Linked DNA regions of Homo sapiens: region 1 is linked to region 2. Evidence: chromatin loops called from intact Hi-C (ENCODE). Cell type or tissue: mammary epithelial cell. All regions are shown on one strand. Each heading gives the region's core, and the rest is flanking DNA. Links, peaks and the distances in the headings are about the cores only.

Evidence for each region. Hi-C counts contacts between places; a loop is a spot of excess contacts. Peaks named below come from ENCODE experiments on the same cell type or tissue, not always from the same donor. Only the 100,000 strongest peaks of a DNase experiment are listed, where the experiment ranks them.
Region 1: a loop joins it to region 2, with 5 times the contacts of the local background. A loop is called at or near these places in 6 of 110 quality-filtered maps.

What each region holds. Positions count from the first base shown.
Region 1 is chr6:3,274,446-3,283,536 of GRCh38, reverse strand. All of the region lies in intron 9 of SLC22A23 (solute carrier family 22 member 23), which reads left to right. Among named protein-coding and RNA genes, the nearest start is that of PSMG4, 20 kb to the right of the region's middle. RefSeq lists enhancers at 92-1,019, 3,857-3,916 and a silencer at 1,148-1,442. In mammary epithelial cell, for the core only: CTCF peaks have their summits at 1,121 and 3,814 (motif pointing left); DNase peaks (open chromatin) are centred at 1,176 and 3,796.
Region 2 is chr6:3,843,914-3,852,451 of GRCh38, reverse strand. It overlaps FAM50B (family with sequence similarity 50 member B), which reads right to left and starts at 3,079. Exons shown (of 2, transcript NM_012135.3): 1 at 2,966-3,079; 2 at 1,135-2,663. The coding sequence starts at 2,640. The coding sequence ends at 1,663. It overlaps LOC107986557 (a long non-coding RNA gene), which reads left to right and starts at 3,086. Exons shown (of 3, transcript XR_001743931.2): 1 at 3,086-3,136; 2 at 3,803-4,063; 3 at 6,360-7,764. RefSeq lists an enhancer at 2,896-3,015 and a silencer at 3,286-3,405. In mammary epithelial cell, for the core only: CTCF peaks have their summits at 3,120 (motif pointing left) and 3,782; DNase peaks (open chromatin) are centred at 3,241 and 3,861; H3K4me3 peaks cover 1,167 bases; H3K27ac peaks cover 1,038 bases.

The DNA of each region.
Region 1 (9,091 bases), core at 612-8,611, 570 kb after region 2:
ACTTCCACCAGAACCTGTGCTGCCAACTCTGCTAAGAGACCTCACGGCACAGCTAGTGCAAAATGTTTCACAAAGTAGAAAGAGCCTACCCCCCGGCCCTCCCCGAGATGGAGTTTCACTCTTATTGCCCAGCCTGGAGTACAATGGCATGATCTTGGCTCACTGCAACCTCTGCCTCCCAAGTTCAGGTGATTCTCCTGCCTCAGCCTCCAGAGTAGCTGGGATTATAGGTGTGCGCCACCACGCCCGGCTAATTTTTACATTTTTAGTAGAGACGTGGTTTCACCTGGTTGGCCAGGCTGGTCTCGAACTCCTGACCTCAGGTGATCCCCCCACCTTGGCCTCCCAAAGTGCTAGGATTACAGGCGTGAACCACCGTGCCAGGCCAAAAGAGCCTTATTTCATACTGACCTGAGAAGTTGATGTCATGAATCCAAAGCGAGCACAGCGAGTGAGATTACTGACTCATGTAAGAAACATGGATGGAGAGCCCACTGCGCGCCAGACACTAGGCCCAGAAAACACAGCAGCACAGTCCCGCCCTCGTGGAGTCTGCGGCCATTTCATACCTCCCTAAAAGGTGTGACTAACCTGTGCTCAGCCACTTTTGCTTTAGTTCGGAAAGTGAGGCTGACCCCTTCCTGGTGCCGTCTCTGCCCCTGGGTCGTGGTTCATGGGTGCTACACGCCATTTACTGTTGCCACCATGCTTATAGGTTAATAAAAAGGCACGCCTCCACTAAAAGGGCATCACTCAGCTGCAGTCATTTTCCTACACTGTTTGTGACTTACTGAGGAGCTTGAGTTATACCACACTGAACTTCTTAAAGGAGTATCAGCATTTCTCATGCACGTGCCTTCATAAAACAGAACTTGAGAGTAATGGCAGTAGTTCAGCCGTGAGTCAAAACCCAGGTGTCCGCATAATGACACCCTTGGGAAAATCCAGTAGCGGCTATTCCAGTCCAAGGCAGACTATGTGGAGGCTAAGCTGGGGAAGGCTTTGGGAGCAAGTAGGCAGGTCCGTGGACTTTCTTACTTTCCACATTTCCAGTAGCCATGCTAACAACAGCATCTTCACGTCCACACTTTTTGATTCATTCTCTTGGATCGTATCCTACAGGCCCAGCCTGACAGCTACTGGGCACCTGGACAGAAATGCCAAGGCATTGTATGATTAAGCACAAGGAACTCATCCTGTCCCTACCTTCTGCATCAGCCACAGGGGAGAGATGAGTCAGGAGCTTATTTAGTGCTTGCAGTTGCAGGATACCTCAGGCCGACCGCAGGCTCACTCCCTGTCTAAAGGACGGAAAGTGAAATTTCTCTCCTTTATCAAACAAAACAGCAAAGCCAAGTCTTTCAATAGACCAGAATCCACAGTCAGACCTTCTGGGTTTCCAGCTGGCCTCCTGCAGCCTTTGCATGATTATGCATATTTTGTTGGGGGAGGGGGTGGCTAGCGGGTACCCCTTAACTCTGGCAGTTGGTAGGCATCATTATTCTCTGTTAGATTTGGCTTAGCAAGCTAGACGGAAGGAAATGCTGTAAGCTTTTCCTCTTTGACGCAAACCTGGAAAGATTTGAGGATAGAAATTCAACAAACATGTTCTCAGATTCAGCTTGCCAAGATGACAAACTGGAAAAAATATGTGACCCTTGGTGATGCTTTTGTGCCTGCAGAGGATGAAAGGAAATTAAGTCCAAAGGGGGTCCCTGGGCCAGGCTGGGAGAATGTCTAGCGTTCCTGACAAATCCCTCTTCTCGCTGGGAGCCCTTTTCACCCGTGCCATCGGGAGGCCACAGCTCTTTCTTGCAAATGACTGAGGAACAATTCCCACGGAGGCCCTAGGATGGAAGTAGACTCCCCTACCATCCCCCCACTTCACAGAGAAAATTCCAAGATAAGCCACGATGGGCAGCCTGGGGCCCGTGAGCTCCATCTTTCTTAGCACAGAACTAGCCTTTCCCTGTGACACTATTACAGACAAGCCTTCTGGCAGCAAAGGGTAAGGGGCCAGGATGGACTGCCTGGAAGCAAATATTAGGATATGAAATTTTCTGCAAAAAGTTCAAAAAATGCTTTTATACTTTTCATACTTGTTCCACCACAAAAAGCAACAAAGGCCTGCAGAAATCTATTGCCCCAAGGATGATAGAGGCCAAGTTAACTAAATATTGTTTCATGAGATTCTGTTCAGACCTCGCGTTGACAGAACCAGCTACCCGCTCAGGCCCAGGCCAGGTGGTGGTTCTCATCAGCCAGTGCACAGCTCTGATTCATCTGTAAGACATTGGGAGTTGGGTGACTTTGCAAGTCTATCTGACTGTGCCCATCTCCCAGCTTGACATGGGCAGAAGTGGCCTGGGGTCCTGGGCGGATCTGGAAGCAGCTGCTGGCTGTGCTGGGGCGGATCTTTTCTATCCACTGTCCATCTGGATGCTCCAGGTGGGCTCCGAGGCTTCCTTTGCCCTCACGGAGGGGTCCAGGTGAGAGAGGAGGCAGGCGCTGGTGATCATGACACCCGCCTGTTTTCTCCTGCCCTGCCCACTCCGGCAGCCCTGGCCCTTTCTAGATCATAAGTCGGACAGGCCTCCCTGAGACACTCCCTGACTGACGACTCCCTGACATCTGTCTTCCGCTCTAATGCTGCCTCAAGAATAGGCACCGAGGGCCAGGATGACCTGGGGTTAAGGGAGTATCAGAGTCTGTTCAACTTCTTTAAAAAGTTGTATCTTAAAGGCCGGGCACGGTGGCTCACGCCTGTAATCCCAGCACTTTGGGAGGCTGAGGCGGGCAGATCACGAGGTCAGGAGATCGAGAGGATCTGGCTAACACGATGAAACCCCGTCTCTACTAAAAATACAAAAAAAATTAGCCGGGCGTGGTGGCGGGCGCCTGTAGTCCCAGCTACTCAGGAGGCTGAGGCAGGAGAATGGCGTGAACCCAGGAGGCGGAGCTTACAGTGAGCCGAGATCGCGCCACTGCACTCCAGCCTGGGCGACAGAGCGAGACTCCATCTCAAAAAAAAAAAAAAAAAAAAAAAGTTGTGTCTTAAAAATGTCACATCTGAAAACAAGTACTGAGTAGCAGACAGGAAGCCAGCATGCGTCCCATGCCGGCAGCGCCTGTGGCGTGCGAGCGATGAGCAGCGGGGCAGGATGAGGGGAGGGTGCTGATGATATGGCCCGGAGCCTGGGAAGGAACCAGACGGAGCTGCCCATGATCCTGAGGCCGCCTCCCTGTGTGGCCTTGGGTGGGTCCCTCGGCCGGCTTTAGTGTCCTTGTCTTAAAACAAAACTGACTACAGGCACCTTGTTAGGCGGGGGTGGAGAATGGAGGCCATGTGCAAAGGGCCTGGGCTCAGCACAGGACAGTTCATATTCTTCTTCTTCGCTGGGCATCTTCAGCAGTTGTATTTATTTCTATAAAAAATGGTACAAATATTTGCTTATCCTCAACTTCACAGAAATTTAGTCAAGTCACATTAAGTAATATAAAAGAGGAGCTAGAACAGGAGCCTCGCCTCGGGTGTTTCAATGTGAGATGGTAACGTTCACATGGCTAACAGCAATTTGATTCTGGAATCCTTAATTCAATGAAGTTTGCCATTTCTAGTAAGAAGTCGGCCTGCATATCAGTTTTCCTACCTTATTGAGATCCTATTGCTAGTAAAATAAAGATATCCCGTGGGTATTACAATTTTGTGCTCCTAAAGCCCAAGGAGGCAGTGTGCGCCCTCGGTTCTCTGTCCGTAAATCAAGCAGCTCTGACTTCTAAACACGGGCGTATGCTGCCCTCTAGTGACAACCCAGAGAAAAGCAGAAAAGGCACTGGCAGAGCCCACATTTCAGGGGCAGGAAAGGAACCCAACACCTTAAAACCAAGGATGTAACAATCTCTTTCTCTGAGATTTCAAGAGAGAAAAAAAAACAAAGCCAAAAATGGCATACCAACTTCTGCCAAAATTTTTCCTAATCGTACTGAATGATGTCAAGGATTTTTTTTTTTTTTTTTTTTTTTTTTTGAGACGGAGCCTTGCTCTGTTGCCAGGCTGGAGTGCAGTCGCGTGATCTCGGCTCACTGCAACCTCCAACTCCCTGGTTCAAGTGATTCTCCTGCCTCAGCCTCCCAAGCAGCTGGGATTACGTGCACGCGCCACCACACCCAACTAATTTTTGTATTTTTAGTAGAGACGGGGTTTCACCATGTTGGCCACAGTGGTCTCGATCTCCTGACCTCGTGATCTGCCCATCTCGGCCTCCCAAATTGCTGGGATTACAGGCACATGAGCCACCATGCCCGGCCATATCAAGGAATCTTTGATAGAAAACCAGAGAATTGCTCCCACAGAAAAAAATAAAAAGATATATTCCATATTATATATGCATGTGTACATTTGTTGCATATTATGTATATACATATACATAGACATTTTTCTAATGATCTGCAAATTAAATATATTTCATTTTATTTGGCACAGTTAACAAGATAGATCAGTATGATGTGGTTCACCAGGCACAATGCAAGGCTTTTGTTCCATGCAGTTTGCCCTTTAACAGTGGCCCTCTGCCCACCCCTCCTGGGGGTCTGTACTCTGCCCTCCTGTATGTGACTCCCGTGTGAGTAAGGGGAGTCCTCTCACTGCTTGTCAGTGCCGTCCACATTTAGTGCCGGGAAGGTCAGGCAGAAACCTGGGAGGTTTCCGAGAAAATGCTGTCCCCATTAAAATCATGTCCATTATCCCTAGCATCTGATATGCCCTGTGGCTTCCTGAAAGAGCCAGGTCTACCAGAAAGACTTAATTGGCTATTTTAGGTGTTCAGTCTTCATCTTACAGAAGGATTTGGTCTTATTGCTCATTTCCGTGGTTGTCTCTATTTAACCTGTCCCATTCACCTGGGTGAGCTGACCTTCCTATCCAGGAAGCCCGTGTGATCCGCAAGCATCCGGTATTTATTAAGCACAAACAGCACGTGCCTGTTGATGTCCTAGAAAATAATTCTTGCCCTTGAAGGGCTCAGAGACTAGTAAGGTGACAGGCACATGAACAAATAGTGACAGAAAGATGCAGAGTGTCTTTGAACGGTGGTCTGGGACCCTCAGCCTGGGAGGAGTTTGAGTATCTGGGAGACATCCCCCAAATTCTTGCTCTTCCTCATCCATATCGTCTTCAGGCCCAGAAGCACAGTGGTGTGGCTATTCCTGCAACTCTTTCAGCCTCTCCCTGGGAAGGGCTTTCTAATATGAAGTGCTGATGCCTGTCACAGCCTGCATGAGAGGTGGCTGTCAGTCTCCCTCCGTGGCTAAGGCAGGGGAATCTGTCACTCACCGAGTATCTTGGTTTTCTATTGCTGCATAACCAATCGCTCCAAAACAGGGGCCTGAAGTAGCATGCATCTACTATCTTATGGTTTCCATGGCTCCAGAGTCTGGGCACGGCCTGGCTGGGTCCTCTGCTCCAGGTCTCTCAGAGGCTACCATCAGTGGGTAGGGCCCACCACTAAACCAAGTCAGGCACTGGTAGGCTGTTTCCTCACGGGCTGTGGGGCTGGCAGCCTCAGCTCCTTGCTGGCCGTTGGCCATAGGGACCACAGTCACAAGGCAGCTCGCTTCGTCAAAGCTAGCAAGAGTCTGCTAGAATCTGCCTTTTGGAACCTTGTTGTGGAAGGAACATCTCACTATCCTGGCCGTAAATTTGATTGCTAAAAAGTACGTTATTTGTACCTTGTACCTTGAGGGCCAGCGCACACTCAAGGCACAAGGGTGGGAATTACTGGGGCCAGTCTAGAAATCCGACTATAGCACTGAGTAGATGCCCAGGTGCCAGCCAGGTCTCAGTGGCTGGGCAGGTGCTGGGGACAGCACACGGAGTGGAGCCTGGTCCTGCCCTGGAAACATCTGGTGTCTATTAGAGACACACAGACACGCAATGCGAATGTGTCTTCGGGCTACACAAGTGTCCTGAGGATGCAGGGGAAGTGCCCAAGAGAGCCTGCTCAGTCTGGACTCAGAAGGGTGGCTGGGACGGGATTCCCAGGATGTGGCCTGGAGCCCGCACATAGTGGCTCTAGAGGCGATGCGTGTTTGGCAAGTGCACTGCGGCGGGAGGAGGTGAGGCTGGATTCCTAGGGCTCGGGGAGCAGGAGCAGAGGTTCCTGGAAGGGTGAGGGTGGGCGGGTGTGAAGCAGCTTGAGGAGGCAGTGTTTGCAGAGCTTGGTGCCTCACCGAGAGGAAGGCCAGGGTGGAGGAGAAGGGTCCCAGTGGCACAGCCCCCTCTGCCAACTTTTAGGACTCCATGTCATGCCTGGAGGCTTTAGGCCCATGGGAGAGGCTCATCCTGTTCGCCTCCCAGTTCTTGAACCTCTCCAGCTCTGGTTCCTCCTACACCCAGCTGCCCCCTAGACCCTGAAAGACTTGGGTGGCCCCTTCCCGGCACTCAATGGATGCCACCTGGAACCAATCAAGCCACGGATCTTCCTGTCCCCATGCTAGTCACATTCGTGCTTTAACCTCCACTGCACTTGGACATTGGAGCTTTTCTCATCCCTGTTTTATAGATGCAGACCGAGGCTTCGGGAAGTGAAGCTGGTGGGCGGGGGCCAGGATTCTAGCCCAGGCTCATGGGCTCCAGAACTCCTGCTCCCAGCCACGGCACTCGCACCTTTGTGGCAGCAAAAGTCTGTTCTGTAGCTCACTTTGGGCTGGCTCTTTTTATGTGGGTTTACTCAAGGCTTGGAGGCTAATGGCTGATGCCCCAGTCTTGACAATCATCTAATGGAATAAACATTAACGAAGACCCTGTACCAGAAGGCATCTCCTTCCTCGAGAAATGCACAGACGGCGCCCTACCCAGGTAGCCTGTGGGAGCTCGGCTGAGCCAGCATAGGCCAACCTCACAGAGCGAGCACCAGACAGAGCTGAGGGACCCCGGTGCCATGAGTATTGGGACTGAAAGGCAGAGGACAGGAGGAAGAGGTGGGGCCCCCAGGACCTGTGCATCACCTTGCAGGCAGGAGGGAGCCATTGGAGGACTCTGAGCAGCCAGGTGATATGATTAGCTCTGTGTTCTAGGAAAATCGGTTTGGCAATGGTGAGGAAACAAAGTCTAGGGGGTGCAGAAGATGCGCCAGGGAGGAGCGCAGACCCAGGCGGCCTGGAGTGGAGGCCCTGAGGACTTGGTCATGGGCTGGACAGGAAGGAGCTGGGAAAGGGAAGAATCCAGCGAGTCTTTGTCCCCTAGGGCTGCAAGCCTGGCAAGGCTGCCCTTGTGCCCCCAAGCCCTGTGCCCATGGTGGATGCAGATGGGTGGACTGCAACCAACAGAGAGGCAGTCATTTCTACATTAGAGGGAGAAAAGGCAGAGCAAAGTGTCTTCTCTTATTTTGTTACAGGACAAAAGCCCCCAACACACACACACACACACAATCACCATTCTTCCATTGCATTCTGAGAAAAAGGCTCCAAATCTGTGAATCTTCCTGGGGTTATTAGCATAGACCTGTGTATATCTGGTTTATGAGGGCCACCTGGGAACCCTGGGACTCCCATCCTCCCTGCCCAGGTCACCTTTGCCCAAGCCTCTTTGGGCATGAGCCACTGTGTCTGGCCTGCCCATCTTTTTACTGGATTATCTGTCTTCTTTTTGAGTTATAAGAGTGGCGTGGTGGCTCACGCCTGTAATCCCAACACTTTGGGAGGCCAAGGCGGGTGGATCACGAGGTTAGGAGATCAAGACCACCCTGGCTAACACAGCGAAACCCCGACTCTACTAAAAATACAAAAAATTAGCTGGGCATGGTGGCACGCGCCTATAGTCCCAGCTACTCAGGAGGCTGAGGCAGGAGAATGACATGAACCTGGGAGGCAGAGCTTGCAGTGAGCCGAGATCATGCCACTACACTCCAGCCTGTGCGACAGTGAGACTCTCAAAAAAAAGTTCTTTATATATTCTAGTTACAAGTCCTTTATCTGATATATGCTTCACGAATATTTTCTCCCAGTCTATGGTCTTTTTTTCTTAAACATGTATCTTTTGAAGGGTAGGAGTTTTTAATCCTAATGAAGTCCAATTGATCAGCTTTTTCTTTTATGGATCCTACTTTTGATGTTATGTGTAAGAAATCTTTGCCTAACCCAACGTCATAAAGCTTTTCTCTTGTTTTCTTCTAGAAGCGTTATAGTTTGAGCTAAGTTAAGCACTTAGATTTTATTATCCATTTTGAGTTCATTTTTTTACATGATGTGAAGGGTCCAACATCATTCTTTTGCACATGAATATCCTGTTGTCCCAGCACCACCTGTTGAAAAAACTATCCCTTCCCCCTCACTGGATTTGCCTCCATCTACAGTCAGTTGACCATAAATGTGAAGGTTAGTTTCTGAACTCCCAGTTCTGTTCCATTGATCTATTGATATATACACCAACACCACACTGCCTTAAGCCGTATGGCTTTATAGTTTTGAAACTGGGAAGGCAAGCCTTCTTTGTTCTTTTCCAAAATTGTTTTTGACTACTCTGAGTCTTTTGCATTTCCATATAAATTTTAGAATTGGCTGTTTTCTGAAAAAAAAAAAAAGTCACCTGGAATTTTGATAGGGATTATGTGGAATGTATAGATCAATTTGGGAAAAATTACCATCTTTATAATATTTAGTCTTCTAATTCATGAACATGGAATGTCACTCCATTTATTTTTATCTTTTAATTTTCAGCAATGTTTTATCTTTTTCAGCATACAAGTCTTGCATTCCTTTGTTATTTATTTCTAAACATTTTATTCATTGGATGTTATTGTGAATGGCATTTTCATTTTTGGGTGTTGCTAGCACGTAGACATATAATTGACTTTTGTATGTTGATCTTTTATCTTGTGACCTTGTAGGACAGTCTTTTGGTGAGTTAGGAGCTACCTATAGTGCCAACCAAGAGAACCACAGACTAGTCAAGAGCTGGAGTTATCTACCTGCCTCCTACCTGTTGCAGGGACCTCCCTTTCAGCCCACTCAGCCTCAGCAGTTCAAAGGATACAGCCCTCTTCACTTCAAGGGGGTGCCTAACGAGCAGCCCATTAGAAAGCTTCCCCAAACC
Region 2 (8,538 bases), core at 1-8,000:
GTTCATAAGAGGTGGAAAAGGCAGCCATAGAGCGTTTGTTCTCCAACCAAATAGCTGGGGAGCTTCAAAACACTGATGTCCACTTCTGACCCTGAGGTCTGGCTCTGGGTGTGACCTTTGAATTGGGAAGTTTAAAAGCTTCCCTGATGACCCTAAGGGACAGCCATTGGGACCCACTGTCCTAGAAGGCTAATGTTTCGGTGGAAGTTCTTGCTTATGCACTGAGGCAAGAACTCTAAGAAATGTCCCTCCTATACTCAGGGCTGGGACTGGGGTAACGTGAGTGAGGCACCCAACTTGGGCATTAAGGTTAAGGAGGAGGAGATCCCCAAATACTCAGTAACCAAATAATAAATAATATTTGAATTATATAAATAAATGTATAAATATATAAAAAATATATATAAAATATATATAAATATATATTAAACATATAAATGTATATATAAATATATATAAATAAATGTATAAATATATATAAATAAATATATATACACATATATATATTTTTTTGAGATGGAGTTTCACTCTTTCACCCAGCCTGGAGTGAAGTGGGGCAATCTCGGCTCACTGCAACTTCTGCCTCCCAGGTTCAAGCAATTCTCCTGCCTCAGCCTCCCAAGTAACTGGGATTACAGGCACATTTTTGTATTTTTAGTAGAGACAGGGTTTCACTATGTTGGCCAGGCTGGTCCCGAACTCTTGGCCTCAGGTGATCCACCCACCTCGGCCTCCCAAAGTGCTAGGATTACAAGCACGAGCCACCACACCCAGCCTGAATACAGTATTTTTAAAAATCAAAATTAACAGAAATAATCCACAATGAATAAAATACAAACATTTTCAATGAAGACAGGATCTGTAACTGTGCCCTGTGGAGTCATATTGGAGCAAAAGGAAAATCAATGATACTGACCCTGCAGGCTACTTGCATTAGCTCACTGTCCTCCTAACTTCTGGGCTAAACAACCCAGCTAAAGCCCACTAGAGGGGGGCTGCTCCCCAACCTTTGCTAGCCCCCTCCTGCTGGCAACTGCTGATCCTGGGACCAGTGATGGGCAGGTCCACCTTTGCCCTCAAATGGTTCTGAACTAGGTCATTGCAGTCCTTTAAATAAATTAACCAAAACCATAATAATAACAACAGAAACATTTATTAAGAGCTAAGCGTTTTACAAATATTAATTCACTTAATACTCACATCAATCTTATAAAGTAAGTGCTCTTGTTATTTCCTTTTACAGGTGACCAAACTGAGGCATGGGGGTTTAATAAGCTTACCCAAAACTACACAGCAAGGAGGAGGCTGTGTCGGGAATCAAACTCAGTCACTGTGGCCCCCAAGTCCATGCTCATAACCACCAGGTAAAAAATGTGCCTCCTATTCTAATTTCTGTCTGACAGTGGGCCCAGTCATGGTTTCAATACAGCTCAGCAGAGCAATGCAGCAAATCCAGGTGGCAACACTAAAATACTCAGAAAAGACCAACCAAGCAACCAAAGCATAACATCAGCAATAGCACAACCAATGTGAATCATGAGAACCCTCTGTCTTTATTAAATTTGGGGGAAGAAATCAAGGTCACGAAATCAAGTGACTGGTGATGGGGCCTAGAAATGAGTGTCTCCCCCCACCCCCGGTTTCCGCTCTGGCAGGCGGGTGTTAGCGGATGGTGTACTTGTCCCACTTCTTCTCGGGGTCATAGGCCTCCCAGCGGCTGGCGGGGAAGATGTGCTTGTTCTTCTCGTACCAGCTGCGCAGCACCACCTTGCCCGCGTGCGACTCGTCCTTCTCCATGGTGGCGTCGCTGAGCAGGCGCACGTCATCGTGCACATCGAAGCTGAAGAGCGGCCCGCTCTTGCCCCTCGCCCTGGCGATGATGAAGTCGTAGAAGGTGTGGTAGTGCGGCAGGATGAGGTCCTCCTTGATGAACATGAGCTGCTCCACGCCGGCGGAGCGCAGCTCCAGGAAGTCCTTGCGCAGCCCCTGCAGCGCCTTCTTCAGGAACTGCTGCACCGTGTTGCCCTTGCGCACCCGCACCGTGCGCCGGTGGCCCGAGCCGTCCCAGTAGCTGAAGGTGACCTCCATCTCCTCGTCCTTCACTTTCTCGCGCTGCGCCTCCCACTCTTGGCGCAGCTCCTCTCGGAGCCGGTTCTCCTCCTCCTCGCGGTCGCGGTCTGGCAGGAAGCTGGTGTCCACGTCGGGGTTCTTGCCCAGGTTTCCGGCGCGCCTGGCCTCGGCCGCGTCGGCCTGGTCATCGAGGTCGTCTAGTGCAAAGGACAGGCAGGAGATCTTACGCTTGCGCTCGCGCCGCTGCTCCTGCTCCCGCTGCCGCTCCTGCTGCAGCCGCTGCTCCTCCAGGTGCTGGCGCTTGGCCAGCTGCCGCTCGCGCTCCCTGACCAGGGCCTCCTGCCGGGCCTTCATGTCGTTCAGGGTCACCAGGCCCACCGTGCTGGACTTCAGCTCGGCCTCCACGGCGTCGTAATGCGCCGAGAACCTCTTGTCCACCTGCGACTTGAGGATGGTCTCCTCGGCGATGCGCTGCTTCAGCACCTCCATCTGCTCCCGCTGCCTTTCGCGCTTCTTGAGGAGGTGCATGGCACGGCCTGCCTCGCGCATGGTGCCCTTGTACTGCGCCATGGCCCGCGCCTACCCGATGGGCTCTGCAGCAAAGAGGAAAAACGCGGCAGGTAGAGGGGGGCCCACGCAACGGCGGGGAATGCTCAGCTCTGCGCCTCCTCACAGGGCTTTCGGCAGTGATGGAAGCGTTCAGGGGCTGGGCCGACCTGCTAGGGTAACCACCAACCTGACAGTGTCACCAGGCACCAATTTCCAGCATTTTATTTGACCTCAATAAATGCAAATGCGAACGGCCCCACGTAACGGGTGGCTGCCATGCCTGAGCGCAGCGCTGAATTTGGGGAGCTGCATACAGAGAGGGTTGGGCTACTGAGCGGACCCTTACCTGCCCAAGCACCCTGTCGAGCGGAGACACGCGGGAGCTGACCTCCACGAGAACCACCCACGAGCAGAGGCCCACTCGCCCCGGGCTCTCGCGACAGCCGTGGACACAGGAAGTGGAGGCGGTGCGCCCCCTGGCGGGGAGGCGGGCCCTGAGGAGAGTGCCAGGCTCCTGGTAGGGCGGCTGCGGAAACAGGAAGTGGAGGTGGATCGCCCCCTGGCGGGGAGGCGGGCCCTGGGAAGAGCTCCGGGCTCCTGGTAGGGGCGGTGCTCCTGTGGGGCGGGCCAGCGCGGGGAGGATCCTGGAGGAGGCGCTTCTGGCCCTGCCCAGCCGTGGCTGGCCGGGGCTCCTGTTTTCACGCTGTGGGCAGGGCGGGCCCCCACCTGCTGTGCGTGCGTGCTGAGCCTTCTCGTGCCCAACTGTAAACACGCAGAAGCAATGTGGGCGCAGCGCAAGCTGCTGTGGCCACCCAGAGAGCCTTGCAACACGGCCCTGCTCTCCAACCCTCCTCCTCCCGCCTCTGATGCTACCCCGCTGTGGCGTCTCGTGAACATTACCTGCGCACCACTGCCTGTAATTCTTTCTTATGGCCCCAACACAACCATTCTTTGATAATAGAACCCTACTCGCCCCCCAGTTTCGTGACAAAACCTGCACTCAGCTTGTTTGACCTCTTCTATACAGCAGTTTCCCCCGGGTTCTAAGCTCTAATAACCATGGGACACTGAGTTAAAGTGTAGCAGTGTCTTTACTGTGAGCCTCTAACATGCCAGTTTCCACTGTAACTCTCCAAGAGCAGGGCAGACCAGTTCATGTTTCGTGACCGTTTCTCCCCTGCAGGAGATCTGGTAACACTCGCCGAAACCAGTGCTTCCTGGGACCTAGTTTGGAAAAGCTGGTTGTGAAATACATACTGCGGTTCAGCCTCCTCCCGCCTAAGAGCAACAATGCCTGTGAGCATAACCTTACCAAGAAGCGTGAATCATATGATAATTACATATGGCACCCACATATCCAGAGGAGAACAGCACGGTGTGAGCCCTCATCAAATTGTCCAAGCCAGAAACCTAGGCCTTTTCCTGGAATGACGTTCCTCCACAGGTAATCAATTACAGAAGAGCCTTTCACACTTTCCTTTTTCTCCCATTCCCCACCACTTGCCTTAATCTAGGAAATTAGCATTTTTTTTAATCTAAAGCCTTCTCATTGTTGCCCCATCACCAGAATACAAGAATATCTTATTTTATTGAGCTCTGGGATACTGTGTGTTTTGTTTTTGTTTTTACAAATTGAAGATTTGTGGCAACACAGCGTCAAGCGCCTACTGGCTCCATTTTTCCAGCAGCATGTGCTCACTTCGTGTTCCTGTGTCACATTTTGGTAATTCTTGCAATATTTCAGACTTTTTCATTGTGATATCTGCTATGGTGATCTGTGATCATCGTTCTGTGAGGTTATTGTAATTGTTTGGGGGCACTCCGAAGTGTGCAGTAGAAGACAAAGACGTTTATTGATTTAACTGATAAATGTTATGTATGTTCTGACTGCTCCACTGACTGGCTGTTCCTTCATCTCTCTTCCTGTCCCTAGGCTTCCCTAGTGCCTGAGACACAGCAATATTGAAATTAGGCCAATTAATAACCCTACAATGGCCTCTAAGTGTTCAAGTGAAAAGAAGTGTCACACGTCTCTCACTTTAAATCAAAGGCTAGAAATGATTCAGCTCAGTGAGGAAAGTATGTCAAAAGCCAGGATAGGCCAAAAGCTAGGCCTCTTTTGCCAAACAGTTAGCTAAGTTGTGAATGCAAAGGAAAAAAATCTTGAATGAAACTGAAAGCGCTTTCCTGGTAAACATATGAATGATAAGAAAGCAAAACAGCCTTATTGCTTATATGGAGAAAGTTCTAGTGGTCTGGATAGAAGATCAAACCAGCCACGACATTCCCTTAAACCAAAGCCTAATCCAGGGCAAGGCCCTAAGTCTCTTCAATTCTGTGAAGCTGAGAGAGGTGAGGAAGCTTCAGAAGAAAAGTCTGAAGGTAGCAGAGGTTGGTTCATGAGGCTGAGGAAGGAAGTCACCTCTATAACATAAAGTGCAAGGTGAAGCAGCAAGTGTGATGGAGAAGCTGCAGCAGGTTATCCAGAAGATCTAGCTAAGAGCACTGATGACGGAGGCTACCCTAAACAATACATTTTCAATGTAGACAAAATAGCCTTCTATTGGAAGAAGATGCCATTTAGGACTTTTATATCTAGAGAGGAGAAGTCAATGCCTGGCTTCATGGCTTCAAAGGACAGGTTGACTCTCTTGCTAGGGGCTAGTGTAGCTGGAGACTTTCAGTTGAAGCCAATGCTCACTTACCATTCTGAAAATCTTAGTGCCCTTAAAAATTATGCTAAATCTACTGTGCCTGTGCTCTGTAAATGGAACAACAAAACCTGGAGGACAGCACATCTGTTTACAGCATGGTTTACTGAATATTTTTAAGCCCAGTGTTGAGACTTACTGCTCTGATTATTCCTTTCAAGATATTATTACTCATTAACAATGCACTTGGTCACCTAAGAGCTTGATGGAGATGCTCAAGGAGATTAAAGTTGATTTCATGCTTGCTAACACAACATCCATTCTGCAACCCATAGATCAAGGAGTAATTTTGACTTTTAAGTCTTATTATTTAAGAAATACATTTCCAAAGGTTATAGCTGCTGTATGTAATGATTTCTCTGATGGATCTGGGCAAAGTAAATTGAAATTTTTCTGGAAGGCATTCACCACTGTAGGTGCCATGAAGGACATTCACAGTTTTTGGGAGGAGGTAAAATATCAACATTAACAGAAGTTTGGAAGAAGTTGATTCAAACAGCATTACATGTTACAAAGAAATCTTTCGTGAAAGGTAGAATCAATCAATGTGACAAACTCAATATTGATTTAAGAAACTGCCACAGGCCCAGCCTTTGGCAACCACCACCCTGATCAGTCAGCAACCATCAACACTGAGGCAAGACCCTCCACCAGCAAATAGAGCACAGCTCACTGAATGCTCAGAGGATCATTAGCATTATTTAGCAATTAAGTATTTTTAATGAAATTATGCACATTATTTTCTTAGACAAAATGCTACTGCACACTTACTAGACTATAGTATAGTATAAACATAACTTTTATATGCACTAGAAAATTTAAAAATTTGTGTGACTGTCTTTGTGGTGGTCTGGAACTGAACCCACAGTATCTCCGAGGTATGCCTGTATTCTTGTTCTTGTCTAACTTCTATACAATATCCTCAGAGATCTTCATAAAAAATGAATCTGATAACATTACTCTCCTACTTGAAAAACTCCAACTTCCCTTGTAACAGCCACATCAGAATCTCTTTGTTTGTCCTCTAAGGTCTCTAATAGGTGGACCCCTGCAGCATTCACCCAGCTTTTTCACTGCGCCTGAATAGAAGATGCCCTTTCAGGCCAGGCGCAGTGGCTCACACCTGTAATCCCAGCACTTTGGGAGGCCGAGGCGGGTGGATCACGAGGTCAAGAGATCGAGACCATCCTGGCCAACATGGTGAAACCCCGTCTCTAATAAAAATAAAAATAAAAAAAATTAGCTGGGTGTGGTGGTGCATGCCTTGTAGTCCCAGCTGCTCGGGAGGCTGAGGCAGAAGAATTGCTTCAACCCAGGAGATGGAGGTTGCAGTGAGCCAAGATCGCACCACTGCACTCCAGCCTGGTGACCCAGAAAGACTTCATCTAAAAAAAAAGTTGCCCTTTCATAACTGTTACCTCTGGACGTACTCTTTCTAGAAAGTCCTGCCCTTCGCTGTGCTATCCCTGAAGATCAGCACAAATGTCATCTCCAAGAGGAAGCCTGGAGCACCCACCATCACCATCACCACCCACAGATGGACAAAATTACCAATAGTCTCCTCTCTCAGGTTTCCCATATAATTACCTTTATTACACTTAACATAAATAAGATAGCCTCTCCACCTCTTTTTTTCAGTTAAATGATCCAACCAACTAAACTTTAATTCAATCGACTATCGTTTGGCCACAAATACTATATTCACTCTTTCTCTAATCGAATCAGAACTTGAATGTCAATATCATCCCTAAACCTTATCATCCACCCTCCCATTATCCAGCATCCACCTCCTGAACTCAGTCACGGCCTCCAAATACTATAGCCAGCTCCCAGAATTAAAAGGTTGAGCCTCAAATTCTCAGAAAAGTTTAACAAGAAAAACAACTAGAAAGAAGGAGATTTATCCTAAAAGTCTGATATACTGTTCTGTAGAATTTTCCCCTAAGTTCCAAGATGATAACTTCCTCTTTCAGCCTTAATTCTCAGCGAAAATACCCACAAAACTAAAAGCTACTGCTTTAAGCTCTTAAATTTTATCAGCAAAATGAGGCTGAGGACCCGAGCCCACGCAAATGGTGAAACTTTAAGAAAGAAGAATAAATAGAACAAAAAAGAATGATTGTTCTAGTTATTCTTCCCTGATTGAGACATTATGGTTTGTTTTTCCAATAGGTTTTGTCATAAAGGAGGAAATAGGCATATTACAGAAAAGTTTGAAAAGAAATGTAAATAAATAAAAAGTTCACTCAACATGAACACATAAGTAACATAACTATTAATGTTTGCAAGTTCCCTTCCAATATTTTATGTGCACATAGATCTGTATATATTTAGCAATTTTAATCAAACTTTGCATCCCATTTGATGACTTTTTTTCCATTTAAGTTTTTTTTTCTGTTTTTGTTTTTGAGACGGAGTCTGGCTCTGTCTTCCAGGCTGGAGTAGTGCAATGGTGCGATCTCGGCCCACTGCAACCTCCGCCGGCTGGGTTCAAGTGATTCTCCTGCCTCAGCCTCCCGAGTAGTTGGGATTACAGGCGCCCACCACCACGCCCGGCTAATTTTTGTATTTTTAGTAGAGACGGGGTTTTGCCATGTTGGTCAGGCTGGTCTCAAACTCCTGACCTCAGGTGATCTGCCCTCCTCGGCCTCCCAAAGTGCTGGGATTACAGGCGTGAGCCACCTCGCCCGGTATTATTCTTGTTTTTATATAATCATCATAGTCATTGATTTAAATAAATGTGGTACATTCTATTGTTAAAAAATAAATAAATAAATAAAAGTATCAATAGCAATAATACAACAGAGGAGAGGGAGCAGCATTCTGTTCTAGTGACTCAGAAATGCCGATTAAATACACAAACTAATTTAGAAAAAAATGTGCCCTCCTCCAGGCTTAGTCACAAAGTAAAATATGCAAACAGCATCAGTGTTTTAAAAATCTCACAAAACTAAAACTTAAACTATTTTAACAAGAGAAAAAGAACTTAGTTTTCAATACAAGCAACAATAACAGACCCCCGCAAATAACACCTTTTGTCATGGTCGGTTTTCATGTTGCTTTCCACCAGTCTGAATTCTATTTTAAACGGATTATCCTACAAGTGGCAGATATACTGTCCTCTCCAGAGTCAGCCTTGAAATGAAACAGCTGATGGTGGGCCTGGCCTGGGTGTAGGGCGTGCCCCGATAGCATCTCCACTCAATGA